Linked DNA regions of Homo sapiens: region 1 is linked to region 2. The links are chromatin loops, found by intact Hi-C in ENCODE. Cell type or tissue: MCF 10A. All regions are shown on one strand.

Region 1 (4,000 bases), 45 kb before region 2:
GTAAACTGGTGCGGCCATTATGGAAAACAGTATGGAGGTTCCTCAAAAATTAAATTAACGGCCGGGCGCGGTGGCTCATGTCTGTAATCCCAGCACTTTGGGAGGCCGAGGTGGGCGGATCACGAGGTCAGGAGATTGAGACCATCCTGGCTAACACGGTGAAACCCCGTCTCTACTAAAAAAAATACAAAAAAATTAGCTGGGTGTGGTGGCCGGCGCCTGTAGTCCCAGCTACTCGGGAGGCTGAGGCAGGAGAATGGCGTGAACCCGGGAGGTGGAGCTTGCAGTGAGCGGAGATCGAGCCACTGCACTCCAGCCTGGGCGACTGAGCAAGACTCTGTCTCAAAAAAAAAAAAAAAAATTAAATTAACTACCATATGATCCAGCAATCCCACTACTGAGTATATATCCAAAGGGTATAAAGTCAGTATATTGAAGAGACATCTGCACTCCCATATTTATTGCAGCATTATTTACAATAGCCAAGATATGAAATCAACCTAAGTGCCCATCAGTGGATGAATGGATAAAGAAAATGTGGCATATATACCCAATAGTATACTATTCAGCCTTAAAGAGAAGGAAATGCTGTCATTTGTCATAACATGGATGACCCTGGAAGGCATGTTAAGTGAAATAAGCCAAGCACAGAAAGACAAATAGTGCATGATATCGTTTATGTGAAATCTAAAAAGTCAAACTCATAGAAACAGATATAGTATAGCATGGTGGTGATAACTACCCAGAGGGTGGGTGGTGTGTATTAGGGAGATGTTAGTCAGAGGACACAAAATCTGAGTTATACAGAAGGAATAGTTTAAGAGATCTATTGTACATCATGGTAACTGTGGGTAATAACAATATATTGTTTACTTGAAAATTGCCAAGAAAGTCGATTTCAAGTGTTTGCATCTCAAATAATGATGTATGTGAGGTAATGTATATGTTAAATAGCTTGATTTAGTCATTCCATAATGTGTGTGTATGTGTGTATGTACACACATACACATATCAAAACATCATGTTGTATACCATAAATTTATATAATTTTTACTTGTCAATTAAAAAATACATTAAAAATCAGAGTGCACAAAGAAGGGAGGGTATTGGGATTGGCACAGCACTATACAATTTACAAAGCATCTTTTCACCCACGATTTCATTGGATTGTCACAACTCTAAGTTTGGCAGCACAGAAATTGGTATTGTCATTTTACACATGAGAAAACTGAGGCTCAAATAAATGGTAGTTATGACTAGAACCTAGATTTTATGATCTTTTTACTACATCCGGCAGCTCCTCACACAGAGGAGCCAGTCTACGCTCATTTGGCTTGTAGTGCTGGAGCTATAAGAGATGTGACTGGATGAATTTCATTTTATATTCTCCCTCATACCCCTCAAAATCTGCTTTCCTAGATATTTCTAAAATGCAGCCAACATTGAAAAAGATGAAGGAGACATGAGTAAAGAGATCCTTTGCCAAATGATTCACACACATTATATTGGGATGTGCTAATGTTGTTCTTTACAAGTTGTTTTCCTTTTTGCCAGCTTCTGGATTTTTGCCAGTAAAATAGAATAATAAATGGTATTCTTGTTCACTCCTAAACAAAAACCTCAGACTATTCAAATGTGAACTGAAGAGCTCTATGCCTTCAGGATCATTATACTACAATTATTCAATGATTCTATTTTACAGAATTTACCCCAACCAACTACCATACACACATACACACAGAAAGACATTCATACCCTACAGAACACATACACCAAGCATAAACATGTATGGGTTTGAATAAAGGTTTGTCTCAAACTATTTCCCAAACATTTGGTGCTTGTTAAATTATTCTGCCTCAGGCAGTTTTGTGTAATTTTTTTCTTTTTTTGAGACGGACTCTCACTGTGTCGCCCAGGCTGGAGTGCAGTGGCACGATCTCAGCTCACTGCAACCACTGCCTCCCAGGTTCAAGCAATTCTTCTGTCTCAGCCTCCAGAGTAGCTGGGATTACAGGCGCCTGCCACCGCACCCGGCTAATTTTTGTATTTTTAGTAGAGATGGAGTTTCACCATGTTGGCCAGGCTGGTCTTGAACTCCTGACCTCAGATGATCCACCCGCCTCAGCCTCCCAAAGTGCTGGGATTACAGGCGTGAGCCACTACCCATGGCCTTTGTGTAAATTTTTGTAACTTTGTGTCATTTCAGGAAAATTCCTGACATGTATTTCTGATTTTTTGCATTTAACTCATCAAAACATCTAGAAAGAGCTATGTGTTGCTCCAACATCTCTTGTGCCTTGTGATATAGTTTGGATGTTCAAATCTCATGTTGAAATGTGATCTCCGATATTGGAGGCAGGCCTAGTGGGAAGTGGCTTGGTCATGGGGGTTGATCCCTTACAAATGGGTTGGTGCTCTCCCCATGTAATGAGTGATTTCTTCCTGTATGACTTCAGGTAAGATCTGGTTGTTTAAAAGAGTCTGGAACTTCCTCCCTTCTTTCTTGCTCCCTCTCACCACGTGATACACTGATTCCCTGTTTGCCTTCTGCCATAATCATAAGCTTCCTGAAACCTCACCAGAAGCCAAGCAGATGCTGGCATGATTCTTATACATCCCCCAGAACCATGACCCAAATAAACCTCTTTTCTTTATAAATTACCCAGTCTCTGATATTCCTTTATAGCAATGCAAAACAAACTAACATATTTTCTTCAATAGCCTTTTAAGTCATCATTTTCTATTCTTTTTTTTTTTTCTTTTTGAGACAGAGTCTCGCTCTTTTGCCTAAGCCGGAGTGCAGTGGCACTATCTTGGCTTGCTGCAAGCTCCGCCTCCCAGGTTCATGCCATTCTCCTGCCTCAGCCTCCCGAGTAGCTGGGTCTACAGGTGCCCACCACCATGCCCAGCTAATTTTTGTATTTTTAGTAGAGACGGGGTTTCACCATGTTGGCCAAGCTGTTCTCGAACTCCTGACCTCAAGTGATCCACCCGCCTTGGCCTCCCAAAGTGGTGGGATTACAGGCGTGAGCCACTGCGCCCAGCCCATTTTCTATTCTTAAAACTAGGCCAATCTGTGTCAAGGATGTCCACTTTTTTTTCTTTTAAGAGATGGGGTCTTGATATGTTGCCCATGCTGGATTCAAACTCCTGGGCTCAAGTGATCCTCCAACCACAATCTCCTGAGTAGCTGGGACTACAGGCATGCACCACCATGCCTGACTTTCCATTCATTTTTGATATACCAGAGTACTGCACAAACAGGCCATGCTATTTGGATTTGGTTTGGATTTAAATTTGACCAAAGAGTGAAAAACAAAATTCTAAATTTAGTCACATAACTTCACTTGGGTATTTAGCTTCCCAATCAGATAGATCATCTTCACACTCTGAACTTAGGTTATAAGCATATCCCTGAGACTGAAATTTTAAAACTTATCTTCAGGTTCACTCTCCTAACATTTACACACTCTTCCACTTTAAAGAAACAAACAGAATTGCTCTTCTTTGGTGACCACAAATAAAGATATCAGGCTTCTATTGAATCGGATAGGATTTATATTAGATAAAAACATCCTAACTTGGCCTTAGATGAGAGAATCTTTGGGTACAGTAGGTTAAGGATGGCTCTAATATTCCAAGATTATAAATACCTGGATGCTAAAATAACTCAAGCTTTAGAGATGAACAGATTTAGATTTGCTAGTAGGGTTAAGGAAGCTGTGTATATAGTGTGCCAGGTATTATCTTAAGAGCTTTACATATATTTACTTTTTAATTGTGCAGCAACCCTATGAGGTTGTACTATTAATCCATTTTACAGATGGGAAAGCAGTAGGCACTGAGAGGTTAAGCAATTTACCCAAAATCACATAACTGGAAAGTAACAGAACTAGAATTTAAACACAGGCAACCAGGATCTAGAGCCATGATATTAACTACTGTGCTATATGATCTTGCTAAAAGACCGGTTCCTTCTCTCCCCTTCATTCGCCCAAAT
Region 2 (4,000 bases):
CCTTGTATAGTATTTCATAGGTGTCCTCTGAATTTCCTGTATCTGGCTGTCTACCTCCATAGAAAGGTGAAGGAAGTTTTCTTGAATTATACATAATTCCATATTTCTCAAAGGCTTTGTTTGTTTTATAAAATTACTTTTTCTTTATTTTTGTCTGACTGGGTTAATTTGAAAGACCTATCTTTTGCCAGGTGTGGTGGATCATGCCTGTACTGCCAGCACTTTGGGAGGCTGAGGCAGGAGGATCTCTTGGGTCCAGGAGTTTATGCCTAGCCTGGGCAACATTGTGAAATCCCATCCCTATAAAATTAAAAAAAAAAAAAAACCTATCTTCCTCTTCTGCTTGGTCTAGTCTATTGTTAAAGCTTTCAATTGCATTTTGAAATTCCTTAAGTGAATTTTTCATTTTTAGAAGTTCTGTTTTTTTTTTAAAGATATTAATATCCTCCTTCATTTTCTGGATTGCTTTCACGGTTTCATTGTGTTGATTTCCAATCTTCTCTTGGATCTCATTGAACTTCCTTGCAAAACCATGCTTTGATCTCTTTATCTGTCATTTTATCTTTAAAATGTCTTTATCTGTCTTTATCTTTAAAATGTCTTTATCTGTCTTTATCTGTCATTTTGAGTTTCCACTTTCCTTAGTGACTGTTTCTAGAGAGCTAGTGTGATCCTTTGGTGGCATTACAACATTCAGATTTTTCATGGTGACAGAATTCTTATGCTGGTTCCTTCTCATCTAGAGAGGCTGCCACTTCTTTATGAATTTATTTTCATTCAGGTGGGATTTTTTTCATATATATATGTGTATACACATCTATATATCTATACACATATAGATGTGTATACACATCTATATATCTATACACATATATGTATATGTGTATATACATCTTTATATCTATACACATATATATGTGTATACACATCTATATATCTATACACATCTATATATCTATACACATATGTGTATATATGTGTATACACATATATACACATATACACATATATACATACATACACATATATACATATATACACGTATATACGTGTATATACGTGTATATACACATATATACGTGTATATACGTATATATACACATATATACGTATATACACATATATACGTATATACGTGTATATATGTGTATATATACATACGTATATATGTATGTTTACATATATGTATGTATACATGTATACACATATATATGTATACACGTATACACATATATGTGTATACACATATATATATACACACACATATATATATTTCCTCTAGAGAGTGTAACTGTAGTGTATGTTGGGTAAATTCTTTGCCTTTGGTTGTGCACTTTTGTTATTAGGTTTTACATTGGGCTGTGCAGTCAGACCTGCAGGCCAGTAAGTGGCACTAACAAAGACCCAGCTGGGGCACAAGCTGCTGTGTATGTAATCACTCCTGACTTGCCCATAAATACCCCAATGACAAGCAAAGGCACCAGCCCTGCCTTGCCCATAAATATCCCAATGACAAGTGAAGGCACCAGCCCTGACTGGGGTGGCTGGGGGAGCTCCTAGTGAGATGCACCAAGGTCTCTGCAGGGGGTAAGGGAGCTGCACTGACTTCACACCCTAGATATGCAGGAATGTGATCTGTTTCTCCTTTACACCCCTGTCCTGGTGCTAATGACTCTCCTTTCAGATGCACTGTTTTCTATCTCCAGGCCACAGTGTAGCTGAGAGCCATGGAAATTACCTGACTCACAGTTCTCCACTGGAGTGGTTTGGGGATGGAACCTCTTCACTCAGCTCAATACAGACAGATTTATGGCTTGCCTGTTCTCTGATGGAGCAACCCTGCTGCTTCATGTAGAAAGGAGTAGGGGCTCTGTCATTTGGCCTGTGTATGTGGGTGTCAGTTGTGGTGATATTGGCTGGTTGGGCTGGTCCAACCTCCGACCCTGGGGGTGGGGGTGGTCAGGTGCCAGCAGTGGTGGACTAGAGTAGATGACTCCTCTATTCTCAGGCCCCTATATGGCCCATTGAATGTCATGTATGAGTCTGAAAGGGGCTGGACCAGGACTGTGTCAGCCCACATTTCAGGTGCTTGATGTGATTGAGAATGGTAGTCTGGTCCCTGGGTCACTGGCAGAACTCTTAGGCAGGGGCAGGGAGACAACAGGCTTATGGGGGCTGGGCTGCAGTTGAAATGGTCTGGCAAGAGCAGGGTAGCTGTGCTGTCAGACTTTCACTGGGGAGGGCAGGCCCCCTCTTCTGAGGCAGTAAAGACTGGCAGCTGTGGAGCATGCGGCCTGCTTGCACTTTCCTCCACAGAAGCAGTTCTGGATTTCACTGTTGGGGCCTATGAAGGTGCCTGCTGCCCTGGCCTGTGGGCAGCAGGGGCAGAAGCAGCAGTGGCAGAGGGTGTGGAGGGCCTATCAGCGGCCTCTGGGAGTTGGCAGCCTCTGGGAGTTCACCCAAAGCCACAGCATTCAGGCAAGGGTGGGGCAGGTACATGTGGGGCCTGTTACTGAAACAGGCAAGCCTTAGCTTGCATGGAGCCATGGAAGCATGGGTTCACACTGTGTGTATTCTGCCTGCTCCTTTGCATTGTGGCTGCAGGTTGTGTCTTTCTTTTGGAAACAATATTTTATGTCTTTTTTCTGTTGTTGAGAGGATAGATCACAATAGAGAGAACAGCAGTATGGTCATAGCAGCAGTTTGGTTTCCACAGGAACATGGAGGACAGTAGGGGCAGAAACTGGTTTGAGTTACTGTTCTTATTGTAACCTCTGACCTCTTGCTGTTCCCTCTGCAGCAGGGCTATACAGAGTCTTCCAGATCTCTAACCTTCCTCACTCACAACTCTGAATACTGACAGGCAAAGCAAAGGATGCAGGATTTGTCTCTGTTGTCTGACCAAGGGAACATGGGCAGAGAATCAAAGGACCCCTACTCTCACTCTGCCCATCCCAGTGTGTTGGCCCCAACAGAATGGGGGTCCCTCAGCCATCACCTGCCAGTTACCCAACTTTAGGGATAGGAGTCTGCATCCTGATGAGCTGGCTTGTAGATTGAAATCTCAGAAGCAGGGAAGGTTGAAGAGGGGTACAGTCCCAGAGCCCATGGGGTTATTGCTGAGAAGATACGCAAGGGTCACATTCCCCAGGGGTAGAGTAGAAGCCCTTAGCCTAAAATCACTGGGAACTCTGCAGAAGGGCAGGGTTGATGCAGACTTCTCAGTGGAGGCCTCCTGGAAAAAAATGATCATGAAAGGGAGTAGCTTGCCTGAAGGCAATGGCTGGGCTCACCAGCTTCTTGCTTTGAATCTCCAATTATTAATACTAAGAGACCTTCAGGATAGACTCATGTGAGGGTGAAATAAGGAAGCGAGTTTCTTGTAGAGGAGTGAAGAGGGTCCATGAGGAACTATAATGACGGTGATGCAAACCTCCCCAGGTCCTAGGATAATTGGAGATTCCTGCCCATGCTCCTACCCAAACCCATCCCTAAATCAACAAAAGGGGTTGGTCTCTCAGGGAATAAGTGGACTCCTAGAAGCAGGAGATGATGGAGACTCGTGGTGGCAGGGAGGGATCAGTGGTGACATGGCTCCGCTCCTGCCTGGAAAAGTGAGTCTCCACAGTTCACTAACACAATATCATCCATGAACAAGTAGCCACAAAGACCACAGTCGACAAACACGCACATACACAGACACGTAACAGGAGCTGGGCAAGACCACAGGCTGCATGAGGGAGGCAAATGTTAGTTGCATCATTAGGTTGAAGAATGTTGTTAGAAGAGATAGGGATGGGCACAGGGAGATGCACAAGTTCTTGCCTTCTCCTGGGAAAATATCTGTTGCTAAAGTGGCCGGTTTTCTTAAGCATCGATATTTGCATCTAAAGGTTCAAGCAGCTACCTTCCAGTTCCAGAGGCTGCCTACCTGTGGGCTGCACTTCAGTTTTTTGCTTTCTGGGGCTCTTTTGCATTTGCAGTGATGAAGTTTTCCACC

The links. Peaks named below come from ENCODE experiments on the same cell type or tissue, not always from the same donor. Only the 100,000 strongest peaks of a DNase experiment are listed, where the experiment ranks them.
Region 1: it touches region 2 in a loop (3-fold over the local background); 1 of 110 quality-filtered maps calls a loop at or near these places.

What each region holds. Positions count from the first base shown.
Region 1 is chrX:73,920,732-73,924,731 of GRCh38, reverse strand. No RefSeq gene overlaps it. Among named protein-coding and RNA genes, the nearest start is that of JPX, 22 kb to the left of the region's middle. In MCF 10A, no CTCF peak of the experiment used is centred here; a DNase peak (open chromatin) is centred at 1,531.
Region 2 is chrX:73,875,581-73,879,580 of GRCh38, reverse strand. It overlaps the pseudogene FXYD6P3. Among named protein-coding and RNA genes, the nearest start is that of XIST, 25 kb to the right of the region's middle. In MCF 10A, no CTCF peak of the experiment used is centred here; a DNase peak (open chromatin) is centred at 2,480.